Regions from separate parts of the Homo sapiens genome. Here region 2 is linked to region 1. A link is a loop called in an ENCODE intact Hi-C map of the cell type or tissue named here. Cell type or tissue: K562. All regions are shown on one strand. Each heading gives the region's core, and the rest is flanking DNA. Links, peaks and the distances in the headings are about the cores only. Region 1 overlaps CFAP57 (cilia and flagella associated protein 57). Region 2 has its middle 46 kb from the start of SLC2A1.

The links. A loop is a pair of places that touch in the nucleus more often than their neighbours do. Peaks named below come from ENCODE experiments on the same cell type or tissue, not always from the same donor. Only the 100,000 strongest peaks of a DNase experiment are listed, where the experiment ranks them.
Region 2: a loop joins it to region 1, with 6 times the contacts of the local background. A loop is called at or near these places in 11 of 110 quality-filtered maps.

Annotation. Positions count from the first base shown.
Region 1 is chr1:43,223,432-43,231,751 of GRCh38, reverse strand. CFAP57 (cilia and flagella associated protein 57) reads right to left here. Exons shown (of 23, transcript NM_001378189.1): 17 at 7,548-7,706; 18 at 4,626-4,769. The region is part of intron 1 of LOC105378685 (a long non-coding RNA gene); the gene reads left to right. Among named protein-coding and RNA genes, the nearest start is that of TMEM125, 42 kb to the left of the region's middle. In K562, for the core only: CTCF peaks have their summits at 4,311 (motif pointing left) and 6,439 (motif pointing left); DNase peaks (open chromatin) are centred at 4,331 and 6,411; H3K27me3 peaks cover 4,190 bases.
Region 2 is chr1:42,908,975-42,917,316 of GRCh38, reverse strand. No RefSeq gene overlaps it. Among named protein-coding and RNA genes, the nearest start is that of SLC2A1, 46 kb to the left of the region's middle. In K562, for the core only: a CTCF peak has its summit at 3,773; a DNase peak (open chromatin) is centred at 3,756.

The sequences.
Region 1 (8,320 bases), core at 28-8,027:
GGATTACAGGCAATTGCCACCATGCCCAACTAATTTTTTTTTTTTTTTTTTTGTATTTTTAGGAGAGACAGGGTTTCACCATGTTGTCCAGGCTGGTCTTGAACTCCTGACCTCAAGTGATCTGCCCACCTCGCCTTCCCAAAGTGCTGGGATTACAGGCATGAGCCACTGCGCCCGGGCTGAAAGATTTTTTAAAAATTCATTTTTGCATTTATATTAACCAAAGTCATGGGAATGACAACTGGAGTGTCCAATTAGGATGAGACTAGCTGTGCATGAGCTTTCATTGACCTAACTCCTAATGACTTATGGACTATATCTGGTGGACACTAGTATTTCTGATAAGAGGGAGGTTTGCTGACTGTTTTGGGAGAATGGGATCATTCACTGGATTTTTTCACGGCTAGGTAGAGTAGACCCTCCCCCTCTAGTCTATCCCAGGCCCTTTGGTCAAATTTCAAGGCTCTTGGTAACCTTCTGGGGGGTGCCAGGAGGCCCTAATGAACACATCCATGTTCTAGACACAAAAGGGCAGCTTTTAGAAGGTTTTCCTCATTACTGGAAGCATTTTGTATAGACAGAATAGCCCTCTGACCCAAAGCCTGGCATAAAGGTGGCACTCAAATATTTGATGAATGAACGAATAATGGCAAGTGTGGTGGACAAAGGAGAGCAATAGTGAGGGACACGAAAAGAGCCTGAAACACCCTGCTTCTGGAAGAGGAATGACAAGATAAGAAGGCAGTGTTGGCAGAGTTATATAGAACCACCTTGTAGGGGATACACATTGAGTGTGGGTATTTGCACAGCTAAAGAATGTGCCCATTAGAAAGGGCCGCCCAGCTTGTTGTAGACTTAGAGATCTAAGGCTGATTAAGAAGTAGTTTCTGCCTTCAAGAGGCCTCAGGTCTGCAAGGATAAGAAAGAAGTAAATCAGAAATTCAGGTGGAGTAGGATAAACACTGCAGTTAAGGCAGAAAGCACTGTGTGTACACAGAGGAGGTGAGCAGGCAGCACCCAAAAAGATGGGATGCGTCCACTGGATTTGGGAGGAAGAATAAGTATTAGAGGACAAAAGGGGAAAGAATTCCAGGCAGACAGAACAGCCTGCACACAGAGAGGACCAGAGGCATGGGCAGCCTGGCGCATCTCTGCAGGCTGCAAGTGGCTTAGGGTGGCTGCAGGAGCAGGGATTTGAAGAGGGGGGAGAGGGGAGGGAGAAGAGGCTGGCTGAGCTAGGTCATGCAGGATCCAAGGGCAGAGGCTCAAATGGTGAGAAGTTTGCCTTTATCCTGAAAGCTCAGAGAGCCACTGAAGGCTTAGACCAGGAGTGGAATGATGTAATTTGCATCTTAGAGGGCCTGATGCAGAGGTTCTGCTGAAAAGAGCAAGACGGGGGCCAGGCAGACCAGTCAGGAGGCTGCCAGTTTGGCTGAGGAGGCAGATGATAGCGTCCTAGGCCAAGGCAATGGCAGCTGGAAGAGAGAAAGGGGGCTTCTGTTTGCGGGGCTCCCGAAGATCATGTCTGAGTGCCTCATTCTCTAAATCTCAGGCCAGCAGTGACAGATGAGGTTAGCAGAGAGGGCATACAGGAGTATATTGTTTACTTCTGTTCATTTTTTCCCCCAGGCAAAGACTCATACTACTCTGAGAATAAAAATAATCTGTTTATAGAAAAATTGGGAAATAGGTCAAATTTGAGTAGCTGGCTGGACAGCCAGAAGCCTAGCCCCTTATGTGGAAACAAGCATCTTTTCCCAGTGTGGAAAATCCATCTACTTTTCCATGTGTTTTTCATCACACTCAGAGATTCTCAATGGGGCTCAGGCAGGAGGGTAGAAAGCATTTTGCACCCCCCAGGGGACCTCTGGCAAGGTCTGAAGGCATTTTTTAGTTTTAACATCCTGGATAGGGGGTGTTTTTGGGATCTAGCAGGTAGGGACCAGGGACGCTGCTAAACATCCTACAATATACAGGACAGACCCTCCATGACAGAGAATTACCTACCTCAAAATAGTAGTAGTGCTGAGCTTGAGAAACCCTGCCCTAGTAAATGAGTGTAAACTAAAACGACAAGCCTCGGGAAACCTCTCCCCTAGGCAGGGCAAAGGGACCCTTGGATCATCAGAGCCAAGTTGGAAAAAGAGTATGTGAGGGCGGGTACCTGAATCAGGAAGTGTTATTAGAAGTTGCAGCTCTACAAATGAGCCAAGGGCTTGAGGCTTCCTTCCTGGGAGAAAAAGACCTTTACAGGAGATCCACAGTGCATGAACCAAAGGTGTCTATGACCCCCAGAGGGAAGCCCCAAGGTCAGAGGCTCCCAGAAGCACCCAGGCCCAGGTATCAGTCCTGACAGCAACTGGCACCAGCGAAAGGAGGTAGGAGGGATCCTGCTGGAATCACTCCCAAGGTGCAAGTGTATTCCCTGCTGAGCATCAAGGCCACGGTTGGCCCCTGTTACTGCCAGAGAAGATGAATGGTCCCCCCAGGTGTGCTGGTGGGGAAAGTAAGCTGACCATTAGCAAACAACGGACCCGACCTGAAATGCAGCTGACAAATGTGTCAAATGAGGAAGGAGAAAGGGGGCAGTGATTTCCAGGGGCCTGTGGTGTGCTGGCCCTCCAGGTGGGTGGGGCCTCTGCTCTTCCTCTCATCTTCTCAGGCTGCTATGGTCTGATGAACGTTGGTGCCCTCCACCCCAAATTCCAATGGTGAAACCTAACCCCCAAAGTGATGGGATTAGGAGGTCAGGTCTTTGGGAGGTGATCAGGTCACGAGGGCAGAGCCCTCACAAATGGGATTTGTGCCCTTGTACGAGAGGCTGGAGGGAGCTTGTTTGCCCCCTTTTGCCCTCCCATCACATGAGGACACATAGCAGGTGCCATCTATGAGGAACAGGCCTGGACACCAAATCTGCTGGAGCCTTGGTCTTAGACTTTCCAGCTTCCAGTACTTTCAGCAATACATTTCTGTTGGCCATAAATTATCCCTTCTAAAGTATTTTGTTATAGCACCCCGAAAGGACGACAGCTGCCATTTTGGGGCCCTGAAAGCACTCAAGAATGGTAGGAGGCCCAGCGGAGGCAGGTCTGTGGTCAGCTGGGGGCATCCTTTCTCATCCCAGAAGCCAGGGAAAAAGTCATTGTCACAAGGACATACCCTCTCTGGGCCCCCTGGCCCTGGACTGATCTCCACCTGGCTCTTTACTGGGCTTACCAGAGTACAGGCGTCACCGGGCAGACTGGCACCCCCATGGCTCTGGCACTTCTAGTTGGGTCATCAGTGCTGTCTGACACCCTTGTATCTGTTATCCCGGCTCAGCACAAACAATTAGAGAAGATGGAGGAGGGAGCAGAAGCCTATTTTGTCTAGGGCGGTCAGGGAAGGCATATAGGCTGAGACCTGAAAGATGCAAAGAAGCCAGCCATGTGGCGATCTGGGGGAAGAGCCTTCCAGGCAGAGGCAGCAGCACTGCAGAGGTCCTGAGATGGAAAAGCGTGACTTACAGGAACTGTCAGAAAGTCAGTGGGCTGGAGCAGGGAGGGGGAGCTGTGAGAGGAGGCTGGAGAGGCAGGGAGAGGCTGGATCACGCAGGACCTTGTGGGCCTGACTGGGACTTTGGATTTTACTGTAGGTGGGATGGGACCCCACTGGGGAGTTCACTCAGGCCTCTATGTGGAGACCAGACTGGAGGCTGGAGTCCAGTCCAGATAAGAGATGGTGGCTGCTTGTACCAGGGTGATAGCAGCAGCGGGAAAGGAGGGTTTGATGTGAGATATGTTTTGGAAATTGATCAGACAGATGTTGGTGATGATTTGGATAAGGAGTTAAGAGAAGTGAAGAATCAAGAAAGACTTCTGCATTTCTGCATTAAGTAACTGGGTGGATCATAGACCACTAACTGAGAGAGGGAAAACTGGAGGAAGGGGGAGAGAAAAATCAAGAATTCGGTTTTAGATCAACATGGACGCCACTGTCAGCCCAGCAGGGGAGGCTGATGGGGCAACACACGTTGCAGGGAAAGGTGGCGTGTGGTGGGGGGCATGGGGGACCTCACAGGATTCTCAGAAACCCTTGTCCAGTTGATCCTGCTTCTAATCTCGCCTCTCTACCTTCATCCTGTTTGCTTCCCAGAACATATTCTTAATTATGCCACTCTTCTGCTCAAGAGCCTCTGATGACTTCTCATTCCTTATCAGATGAAGTCCAAACACCATGGCCTCACCTGGGGTCTCAACCAACATTTCCAGTTTGAGAAAAAAATGCTGAACTAGAAGGATAGCCTGTTGGCTGAGTACACACTGCCCTCTGGTGGCCAAATGCCCAATAGCTGCATCTCCCTTAGGAGGGCACAGTACACCGCACACTGAGGCACGGGTAGGGCCAAAGCCCATCTCCAGGTCCCGTGGCAAGTTAACTCCCAAGCGATTTGCTTTCGGTCAGCTGAGCCTGCAGCGGGGCCACGGCCTTCCCTGTTGCACCCCTGTGGACTGGAGGCTGCACACACCTTGGGAGCAGAGAGGACTGTGAGAAGAGCTTCTCCTCAGTCCCTGAGGCCAGCTAGCCAATTGTGGAAGAAGAGACAGAGGGTCTGAGAGGCCAGAGTGTTGCAAATGGCTTCTTACCTCCTGAATCTGTTCCTTCATCACCCTGATCTCATTCTCTCGAGGTTCTATTTGCTTCTTCAGCTCCTTTATTTTGTAGTCAAGCACAAACTTGAATTTCCCTAGTTCTTGATTTTTCTTTTTCAGATCATAAATTCGCTTCTCCTGGGGGTGAGATGAGAGAGAAGTGAGAGATATTGTAAGGCCCTGGTATACTGCAGCCCTTTAGGGCAAAAGAGCACGAAGCCTGTGACTCTCCTGGTTGAAGAGGTCAACCAGGAGACTCCTCTCCTCCCTTCGTCAGTACAGAGGCTGGCACTCCCCCCATGGGGCTACAGCACAGACCCCTCAGCCTCTGTACAAGGACTCTCATGCATTCACTCACTCATTCATATTAGGTTGTGAACAGCGGTATTTTCCAACGATGGCCCCCACAGCATCTCCCGCCCCACACTCCAGCTGTTCTACAGCGTGACCTTGCTGCTTCTCCATCAGGAGGTGGAAGCGAATCCCCTTCCCTTGCATTTGCCTTGACTTGTGACTTGTTCGTAACCCAAATAATGCAGCAGAAGGGAGACTGTGTGGCTTCCAAGGCTAGGCCAAAAAAGGCCAAGCAGCTTTTATCTGGCTCTCTTGGGACACCTGCATTGGGGGAGGGCATCTGCTATGTAAGAAGTCCAACTACACTGAGACATCCAGGCTGGTGGGCACATTAGGGGCTCTGATCAAAAGACCCAGCTGAGCCTAGCCTCCCAGACACCCCTGCCAAGGTGCCAGACATGTGACTGAAGAAGCCACATTGGATGTTGATCTTCCAGCCTCCAGCTGTTTTGAGTCACCCCCAGTATTCCCAGCTGAGGCCCCAGACATCGGGGACAGAGATAAGCCATCCTTTTGTACCCTGTCCAGATTCCAGATCTGTAGCACCTGTAAGCAGAATAAAATAGTTGCTTTCAATCACTTAGTTTTTCTTTTTGAGATGGGTCTCACTTTGTCACCCAGGCTAGAGCGCAGTGGCACGATCTTGGCTCACTGCAACCTCTGCTTCTCAAGTTCAAGCGATTCTCCTGCCTCAGCCTCCAGAGTAGCTTGGATTACAGGCATGTGCCACCACTCCTGGCTAATTTTTATATTTTTGGTAGAGATGGGGTTTCACCATGTTGGCCAGGCTGGTCTCGAACTCCTGACCTCAAGTGATCCACCTGCCTCTGCCTCCCAAAGTGCTGGGATTACAGGCGTGAGCCACCACACCTGGCCTCAATCAGTAAGTTTTAAGGTTAATTTGTTGCACGGTGATAGTAATCAGAACATAAGTATATCCATCCATCAAACATTTACTGAATGAAGATCTTTTGTCAAGTATTGGGTTTCCAAATATAAATACAACACAGTCCCTTGCCCTTAAAAGAAAACACTAGTTGGGAAAGAAGACACAGAAGCAAATCTAAGCCTAAAATGTGATAAATGTTGTAAAGCACAGAAGGCAAAGTATATATTGAGGGTGCTGAGAATGACTGGCTTGAGAGCCAAGCGGTGGTTCATGGGGGAAGTGAGAGGTGAGGCTGGGGAAATAGAGGAGGGAGGTGAGGGTCTTCATGTTGGGGGAAAGAGTTCAGAATTTATCTCCTAGGCCAGGGGTTGGCAAACTCCAGCCTGTGGGCCACATTGGGCCTGCTGTCTATTTCTGTAAAACTTTATTGGAACACAGCCAAGTTAATTGACTAATGTTTTGTTTATGGGTGGTTTCACACTACAGCAGCGGTGTTGATTCGTTGAGACAGACCACATGGCCTCCAAAGCCAAAAATATTTACTACCTAGGTCTTTACAGAAAGAGCGTGCTGACCCCTGCTGTAGCAATGGGGAGCTGTGAGGGCTTTGAGCAGGAGAGTGGCAGCATTGCACCTGTACCCTGCCAGTCCATGGTGGTGGGAGATGGGAAGTGAGGCCATTAGACTGCTTAGGAGGCTGTTGCCACTTTCTAGGTGAGGAGGCCTTTGTCTCTTTCTTGTCAAAGCCCCCTTTGAGAATCTGAACAGAGCTTTGGATCTTCCCTAAAAACAAACAAACAAACAAACAAACAAACAAACAAACAAAACCCTGGATATGTACACCGACACTCACATGCAGAAATGACATCCAGGCATGATCCCATGATCCTATGTGATCCTTACAAGACCCCTTGAGGTGGTTATCATCCCCATTTTATAGGTGAGAAAATGAAGGCTTAGAGAAGTTGCTCGAGGTGCAATGGTCAATAAATGGAACCTGTGCCAGACCTAGTTCCCTAACACTGAAGCCCACGTCCTTGGCCCTTGGAGAATTCCACCTGCCTTGGGCCGTAGTGGCAGGGGAGATGGAGAGGAGGGCACGGAATCTGGATGTGCTCAGGAGGATGATACTACATACTGGGTATTGAGGTATCTGCCCCACAGAATGTGATGTCTCTGACGTCTGAGTGTTTTGTAAGAAAGGCATCCCAAAAGTGGAGGCAGCCTCCTGGACAGGGTCAATCCCAGGAGAGTCCCTCTGCGACAGGGGGACCATGTGGTCAGTGCGGCAAGTGAGCTGTCCCCAGCCCATGGGGAAGCGCCTCCAAGGATGCCTGGAGCAGTGGAGTCAGCTGACTCGGTTCTTATTGCAGCCTGTCACCTATTGAAGTGTGTGACCCTGGGCAAGATACCCAGCCTCTTGGAGTTCAGCTTCCCGAACCATAACACTGGGTTCTCAGGCCCCCTGGGTTGTTGGCAGAGCTGAAAGTGATGTGTTGACAGCGATTAGCCCAGTGCCAAGCACACAACAGGCACTTCACTGACGGCTGGTTCCCCCATCAAGTTAAAGAAATGCGTCCTGAGAAGCTAGGGACCCTCTCTCCCCTGAGCTTTGCCTTCCTCGCCTTGGCCCATCTGGCCGTAGCTGAGGGAGGACAGAAGGAGAGCTGCACCTTGTCTTGAATAGTCTCGTCTCTTTCCTGGATCTCTCGCTTGAGGCCTTGGATGTCCTTCTCCAGAGACTTAATGACTCCTTGCAGCTTCATCTGCTCTCCTTTTAGGGTCTCGATGTCATTGGTTCGTTCTTCAATCTCCTTCTGTAGGCTGCTGAACTAGAAAAGCGAACAGCAACAACAAAGACCACTAAAGTCAGAACTCATCTCCATCCCTCCCACTGTCTCAGTGTAAGGGGCTCCCCACCACTGGCCACCTTCTGTGGACTGAAAACACTTAGCATTCAACATTTCTGGGATTTTAGGAGTGAATATCTGGAGCATTTGGGACGGTTCAGGAATTTCCCAGGCCAAATGGATGATGTAGTATTCTGTCCCATAACATCCAGGCCCATTCTCCATATGAGAGGACTGACTGTCTTCACAAGAGGTTCCAGAGACCGGTACACCAAGTGGACCAGAGACTTCTATGACCACACTGATCTTGAAAAGCTGGGATCCACACTGCATCAAGGTCACAGAAAGTGGGCCCTAACTGATGAGCCATCTTAGCCATGACCAAGAAGGGAAGACTGATTGTTCCCTGGATTTACTAGTGTGCTTTCTAATAGGAAGAAACTTCAGCTTGCTTTGAACTTAGCTTTTCCAGGGCTAAATGTTTTGGGGAAACTGAGTTGAATCCTCCCTCACCCCTGATGGTGAGTGAACTAAAAACATCTTCCCCACTTTGTAAACTAAGCATCCTACACCCCCATTCCCTCTCCCACCTGTGG
Region 2 (8,342 bases), core at 68-8,067, 310 kb after region 1:
GTTCCGGGTGGGTGTGGGCTCTGAGCCCCGCAGTCAGAGTGGCCGGCTGGCGCCGCTGGCTTAGGGCAGTGAGGGGCTTAGCACCCGGGCCAGCAGCTGCGGAGGGGGCGCCGGGTCCCCCAGCACTGCCGGCCTGGGCCACACTCGAATTCTCACCAGGCCTCAGCTGCCTCTCTGCAGGGCAGGGTTCAGGACCTGCAGCCCACCATGCCCAAGCCCTGTGGCGGTGGGCTCCCACGCAGCCCCAGCCTCCCCGACGGGTGCCGCCCCCTGCTCCGCAGTGCCCAGTCCCATCAACTGTGCAAGGACTGAGGCATGCAGGTGCATGGCACGGGACTGGCAGGCATCTCCGCACCCAGCCCTGGAGCGGGATCCACTCCGCGAAGCCAGCTGTGCTCCTGAGTTGGATGGGGACTTGGAGAACTTTTATGTCTAGCCAGAGGATTGTATATGCACCAGTCAGCACTCTGTCTCAAGTTCAGGGCTCGTGGATGCACCAATCAGCACTCTGTATCTAGCTAATCTGGTGGGGACTTTGAGAAACTGTATGTCTAGCTGAAGGATTGTAAATACACCAATCAGCACTCTGTGTCTAGCTCAAGGTTTGTAAATGCACCAATCAGTGCTCTGTGTCTAGTTCATCTGGTGGGGTTTTGGAGAATTTTTACCTCTAGCTAGAGAATTGTAAATACACCAATCAGCACTCTGTGTCTAGCTCAGGGATTGTAAATGCACCAATCAGCTCCCTGTCAAAATGGACCAATCAGCTCTCTGTAAAACAGACCAATCAGCTCTCTGTAAAATGGACCAATCAGCTCTCTGTAAAATGGGCCAATCAGCAGGATGTGGGTGGGGTCAGATAAGGGAATAAAAGCAGGCTGCCGGAGCTAGCAGTGGCAATGTGCTTGGCTGCTCTTCTGTGGTGTGGAGGGTTTGTTCGTTTGCTCTTTGCAATAAATTTTGGTGCTGCCCACTGTTTTGGTCCCCATTGCCTTTATGAGCTGTAGCACCGTGAAGGTCTGCAGCTTCACTCCTGAAGCCAGCAAGACCACAAACCCACCAGAAGGAGGAAACTCTGAACACGTCTGAACATCAGAAGAAATCAACTCTGGACACACAACATTTGAGAACTGTTAACAGTCACCGCGAGGGTTCGCAGCTTCATTCTTGAAGTCAGTGAGACCAAGAGCCCACCAATTTCAGACACAATAGTAGTTTTAAATTCCGATTAGGGGAATTCCAACATCCCTGCTATGTCTGTGTCTGCTTCTGATGGTTGCACTATTTGTTCAAGCTGTGGTTTTTTTTCTTTTAATGTGCCTTCTAATTTTTTTGTTGGAAAAAAATGAGCAGTTTTGTACTGGGTAAATGGAACTGTGGTAAATAGGCCTTTAGAGCCTGGGGAACAGAGTGAGACCTATCTCTAAACAAACAAACAACAACAAAACCTTAACTAAGCATGTCTGTAGTCCCAGCTATTTGGGAGGCTCAGGCAGAAGGAGCACTTGAGCCTAGGAATTTGAGGCTACAGTGAGCTATAATTGAGCCACTGCACACCAGCTTGGGCGACAGAGTGAGACTCCGTCTTGGGGGAAAAAAAAAGATATAGATCTTTAGTAATGTAGAAGTGCGGTGTTGCAGGAGGGAGAAGTGTTCTACAGTTCTATTATTAGGTCTCAGTTTTTTGGTGAGGCTTTGGGTCTAGGCTGTGAACTTCACCAGTGCTTCTCAGCTTTTGTTTTTTCCCCTTAGGTGGGGGCAAAACCACTAGAGGAGACTGAAGTTGGGTATCTCCCTTCTCCTACAGGGAAGCTTAGAGGAAGCTGGAGTTGGTATTTCCTTTCCCCCAGGTGGGAGGCTGCAGACTGCTGGAGTTGGGTATTTCCCTTCCCTGGGGTAGGTTAGGCTCTGGCAAAATTCTTTCTCCTGAGGGTAGACCTTTTTAAAAACAACAGAATGCTTTGGCATACTGCAAAATGGTTTATTTCCCCTCCCTCTGCTAGAAGCATGAAGGGATTTTTCTCTGAGATTTACTGTGAGGATCTGGTAGAGCTCTGAGAGGTAAAAATCACAAAAGTGTTGGGGCATCTCCATAACTCAGTACCCCTGGAATGTTTTTTTTCTTTTGAGACAGGGTCTTGCTCTGTCACCCAGACTGGAGTGCAGTGACATGCTCATGGCTCACTGCAGCCTCAACCCCTTTGGGCTCAAGCGATTCTCCTGCCTTAGCCTCCTGAGGAGCTGCGACTAGTGGAGTGCACTACCAAACCCAGCTAATTTTTAAAGTTTTTAAAGAGACGGGGTCTTGCCATGTTGCCTAGCCTGGTCTTAAACTGTTGAGCTCAAGCAATCCTCCCACCTCAGCCTCCCAAAGTGTTGGGATTACAGGTGTGAGCCACCATGCCTGGCCCCTGGTGGAATTTTTAACTCTCTGAGTTGTCCACACTGTTTCTCCAAAAATTGGGGCAGTTACAGTTTAGGTTTTCCTATTCCTGTTTTCAAACCTCCTGTAGAGGCTTCTGCTCATCTGTTGCATTTCCAGTAACTTGTGACTGCCTGTATTTCCTGTCTCTCCAATTTTGGCGGCAGCAATCTGCCTAGTGGTCTCATTCCTCTAACAAATCTAAGAAGAGTTGTTCAGCTTTTGTTTGGTTTTGTTATTGTTGCTCAGCCTTTTAACCTGTTTAGATGGAGTGTTACCTTCTAAGCTCCTTACATGCTGGACCGGAAACCAAATTTCTGTCCTTCGTTTCTGAAGGACAGTTTTCCTGAATACTATTCTTGCTTGGCAGGTTTTCTTTCAGTGCTCTGAATATATCATCCCACTCCCTTCTGTCCTGTAAGGTTTCTGCTGAGAAATCTGCTGATAATTTTATAAGAGCTCCCTTGTGCTTGATGAGTCACTTTACTCTTGCTGCCTTCAGAGTCTCTCTTTGACTTTTGACAGTTTATTATGTGTCTCAGGGATGGCTTCTTTGGATCATATATTGTATCCCATAAGTCCCTTAGGCTTTCTTAACTTTTCTTCATCTTTTCTTTTGTTTCCCCTGACTCAGTAATTTCAAATAACCTGTCTCAAATTTCCTGATTGTTTCTTCTGCTCAATTAGATCTGTTATGATCCCTTCTAGTGAATTGTTCAATTCAGTTATTGTTTTTTTCAACTCCAGAATTTCCATTTGGTCTTTTTCTTAACAGATTCTTTTTTTTCTTTTTAGAGACAGGGTCTCACTCTATTGCCCAGGCTGGTCTCAAACACCTGGGCTCATGTAATCCTCCTGCCTCAGCCTCCCAGAGTGCTGGAATTTCAGGCCTGAGCCACTGCACCCGGCCTCTGCGTCTTTGTTGGTATTCTGGTTTTTATGGGTCACTTCCTGGTTTCATTTGTGTATCTGATTCTCTTGTAGCCCACTGAGCCTCTTTAAGATGATTATTTTGAATTCGTTGTCAGGTAATTCATAGATCTCTGTTTCTTTAGGGTTCCATTTCTGATACATAGTTGGTCCTCTGGACCATGTTTCCCACTATCATCATATGTCTTGTTATTTTTTGCAAGAGTTTGTGGATTTGAAAAAATGACCATGTCTTCCAGTTTTAATGGATTGGCTTCATAAAGGGGAAAACCTTAAACATTCAGCTCAACTAACAGTTTGGGGGAGTGGTCTCTCAAACCTTTTCTGGAGATACGTATTCTTGGGCTTGTGCCTGTGATTTCCCAATTCGAGAGGTTTGCTGGTGTCTTTTCAGAAGCTTGTGGTCTCTTGCTCTCTCTGGTGTCTGTCTACAGTACTGCAAGTTCTCAGGGTCTACAACAAGCTGTTGATGTCTCTTGTTCTCAGCAGTCCCCAGGGGATGTGTATGTATGTATGTATATATATATATGTGTGTGTGTGTGTGTGTGTGTGTATGTGTATATATGTGTATATATATGTGTATATATGTATATATATGTGTATATATGTATATATGTGTATATATGTGTATATATACACATATACATATACACATATATGTATATATATACGTGTGTGTATATATATATATATATATAATTTTTTTTTTAACTTTATCAGCACTCAGTGTCAGGCAAGACAGAAACCGGTCCCTCAGGGAGCCCCCTGAAAAGCCTGAATGTTGGACGCACATTCTACTCTTCTGTTTCACTCTCAAGGTAGAAGCTTCAAGTTGGGCATTTACTCCTGAAAGCACCAAGCTGTACTGGCTTTGGGAAAGGGCTATTGTAGGTTAAATGAAAATGTTTCTTCTTACCCATTTTAATATAGCTGTTCTTGACTTTGAACTTGCCTCAGGCACTAGTTTCTAGAATTCTCATAAAAGCTTTTTGGACCATATATTAAGTCAGTGTCTATGGAGGAACAAGGTCTGAGATGTCCTATTATGCTGTATTACTGATGTTACTCCTCTCAGGAAGATTAGTTTTTGAAAAGAGTACATGCAGAAAGTAAAGATCGGGATTTGGACATCGATTCCCTTAAAGCTAAATATGTTCACATATTCCTTGGAAATTTTTTTGGACATCCACAGGTATGAATACCCAGTTTGAAGATAACCTTTTTGGAGGATTCAAATTAGTATTCTTTTGGCTGCCTTTGGGATTTTGTTTCCTAAGTCTGCCTTGAATGTGCTCTCAAAATACCTACTTCCTATACTGGATCTCTTCCACCCCCAAGCTGGGCACCTGGGTCAGAGGATGTGTCTGGCAGGCTTTGAATGGTATAATGGTTAATTTTATGTGTCAACTTGACTGGGTTAAGGAAGACCCAAATGGCTAGTAAAACATTATTTCTGGGTATGTTTTTAGAGTATTCCCAGAGATTAGCATTTGGGTCAGCGTACTGAGTAAAAATGATTCACCCACCCTAGTGTTAGCAGGTCTTATCCAACTCATTGAGGGCCCATCTGAATGGAATAAAAAGGTAGAGGAGGGGGGAATTCTCTCTCTCTCTCTTTAGCTGGGACATCCATTTCCTTCCTTTGGACATTGGAGCTCCTGATTCTTAGGCCTTCAGACTTCAGGAGTCAGAGCAGCAGCCACCTGGGTCTCAGGCCCCCAGCCTTGGATTGGGAGTTATATCATTGGCTCCCCTGTTTCTCAGGCTTTCAAATTCACACTGAATTTCACTACCATATTTCCTGTTTCTCCAGTGTGCAGGCAGTATATCATGGGACGGACTTCTTGGCCTCTACAATCACTTGAACCAATTCTTATAATATATCTGCCCTTAATATCTGTATAAATATCTTATTGGTTCTGGTTTTTTCGAGAACCCTGACTAATGCAGATTTCGATACTGAGAGTGGTTCTAGAGCAACAGAATTTTAAGGATGAGTTTGCTGAATTGGTTTTGGGGCTTATGGAATTGGCTCTTCAATCATCTTAGATTTCAAGATGCTAAGGACTCTATAGTAGTCTATTGCATGAACTATTTATAAAGATATGCATTAGATGCTCCTAGTTTACCAAATATAAGAAGTAAAAACCTAAGTAACTCTGTATATGATACTTTCAAACGTTTTTGGAAAACCAAGGAATATAATGCCATTGGTTGGTTGCTCCTAATGTCACTGAACAAAATGGTGAAAGAGGAGGATGAGCTCAGAGATTCAAATTACCAGCTTGAGCTTCAAATAAATGATCTAAGAGCTTCTACATGTGCCCTGAGGGAGAGCCTTATCTCCTAAAACCTCAGTACTGAAATTGCTGCAAATGAAACAGAAGATTTCATCTTGTAATTGGCTGAATTACAATGCAAATTGAACACGCAGCCTTACTACAGGGTGTAAGTAGGCAGCCTTACACCCTGCCTACTGTTGAAGTGAGGGTATTCATTGGGAAATAATGTCCCATCCAATATATTAGGATGGGGACTTAGGGGAAGACCCTAATGAAGCTGAGGACATTGAGTCTTAAATCCTGATAAGTCTCTTTTGCTAGTGGAAGAGTTCTTTCCACCCCCAGAAAAAGTTGCCTGCCTACTCTCAACAGAAGTGGCTTCCCCAACCCCAGCAAAAGTGGCTTCCTTACTCCCAACAAAAATGACCTCCCCCACTGCAGTGGTACTGGCTTTTCTACCTCTGCCCAATGGGATTAATCCTAAATTGCCTGAGGGATGGTAGTGGCCTCCACTAAAGCAGTTGCTAAGCAAGATAATGTTGATTCTTCTCAGGACTCATCCCCACCTCTCCTCTTTCTTCTACACCCCTAACTAGACTCAAGTCCCAGCAGGCCCTTAAAGTGATTTATGGCTCATGAGAAGATATGTTATATTCCAAAAGAATTATTTGAGTTTTCTTCTTATATAAGCATAAATTTAGGGAATGTGTGGGAATGGATATTAAAAGTATATAATAATGGCAGAAGGAACATAAAGTTGGATGGCCTAATTTATTATTTTCCAATCCTGCTCCTTCTTTACAGGCCTAATTTATTGATATGGACCCACTAAGCAGAGATTCTGCATTTAATGTTGCCTCTTGGGGAAGTTAGGGCTCTAATCATTTGTTTTTTGGCTGAAACATGGATCAAAAGGTGGCCCATGATGAGCGAGTTGGAAATGCCCGATCTCTCTGGTTTAATGTAGAGGAAGGGGTTCAAAGGCTTGGGAAAATTTGAATGTTACAATGGATTTGTCATTTAAGACCTACTAACCCATACAAAGAGAGTCCAGAAGTCATATCTTGCACAATACTTTCAGAAATAAATTTATGAGGGTGTAGTCCCAGCACTTTGGAAGACCAAGGCGGGCAGATCAGTTGAGGTCAGGAGTTTGAGACCAGCTGGGCTAACATGGTGAAATCCCATCTCTACTGAAAGTAAATACACAAAAAAATTAGCTGGGTGTGGTGGCGGACACCTGTAATCCCAGCTACTCAGGAGGTTGAGGCAGAAGAATCACTTGAACCCAGGAGGTAGAGGTTGCAGTGAGCCTAGATCACGCCACTGCACTCCAGCTTGGGTGACAGAGCAAGACTCCATCTTTAAATAAATAAATAAATGAAATTTATGAAGGGTTCTCCAACATCCTTGATCACTCTCTTCTGTAGGCCAGATCTTACAGTGGGAATCACAGCCACTGAACTGGAAAACGAAGGTAGTCAGAGTAATTAGATTATGTGGTGGCAGGGGCCAAGTAGCAGCACTAAACTGTCAAAGGTATGGTGGGCATAGTTACTATAATGGACAGCAGAGCCAAAGCAGCAATAGGAATAACCTGACTCCTGCAGACTTATGGCGTTGACTAGTTAATCATGGTATTCCTAGAAATGATCTGCATAAGCAGAAAGGTTCCAGGTCAAGTGAACAATAAGTCTAACTCAAATCATTTTTAAAAAGAGTCAATCCCTCAATGAATTCCCAGACTTGAGCCAGTTTACAGATCCAGAACCCCTTGAATTAAGGGAAATACAGGTCCCCTGGAGGAAGGATCTTGGTGCACTACCAAAAATTTATGCTGTTCATCTTTCCCTCAACCTTCCTCAAAGGGACCTATAGTCTTTAATCACAGTAACTCTGCATTGGGGAAAATAAAATCATCAGACCTTTCAGAGACTACTGGACACTGACTCTGAACTGACCTTGATTCCAGGAGACTCAAAATGTCACTGTGGCACTCCAATCAGAGTAGGGGATTATGGGGGCCAGGTGATTAATGGAATTTTAGTTCAGTTCCATCTCTCAGGGGGCCCAGTGGGTCCCCAAACCCATCCTGTAGTTATTTCCCCAGTTTCAGGATGCATAAGGAACAGATATACTTAGCAGTTAGTAGAACCTCCACATTGGTTCCCTGACAATGAAATGAGGGATATTACCATGGAAAAGGCCACTAGAAGCCACTAGAACTGCCACCACCTAGGAAAACAGTAAAACAGAAGCAATAACTGCATTCCTTTCATTGCAGAGATTAGTGACACCAGATACAGGGGTGGTGATTCTCACTACATCTCATTCAACTCTCCTAATTGGCCTGTGCAGAAGACAAATGATCTTACAGAATTAGAGTGGATTATCATAAGCTTACCCAACTGGTGACTCCAACTGCACCTGCTATACTTGATGTGGTTTCATTGCTTGAACAAATGAACACATCCTCTGGTACCTGGTATGCATCTATTGATCTGGGAAATGCCTTTTGCCACCCCTGTCTATAAAGCCTACCAGAAACTATTTTCTTCTGGCTGGAAGATCAGAAATATACCTTCACCATCCTACCTCAGGGGTACATCAACTCGCAGTCCTGCCATAATTTAGTTTTCAGGGATCTTGATCATTTTTTCATTCTACAAGATATCGCACTCTTCCATTACATAGATGACATTATGCTA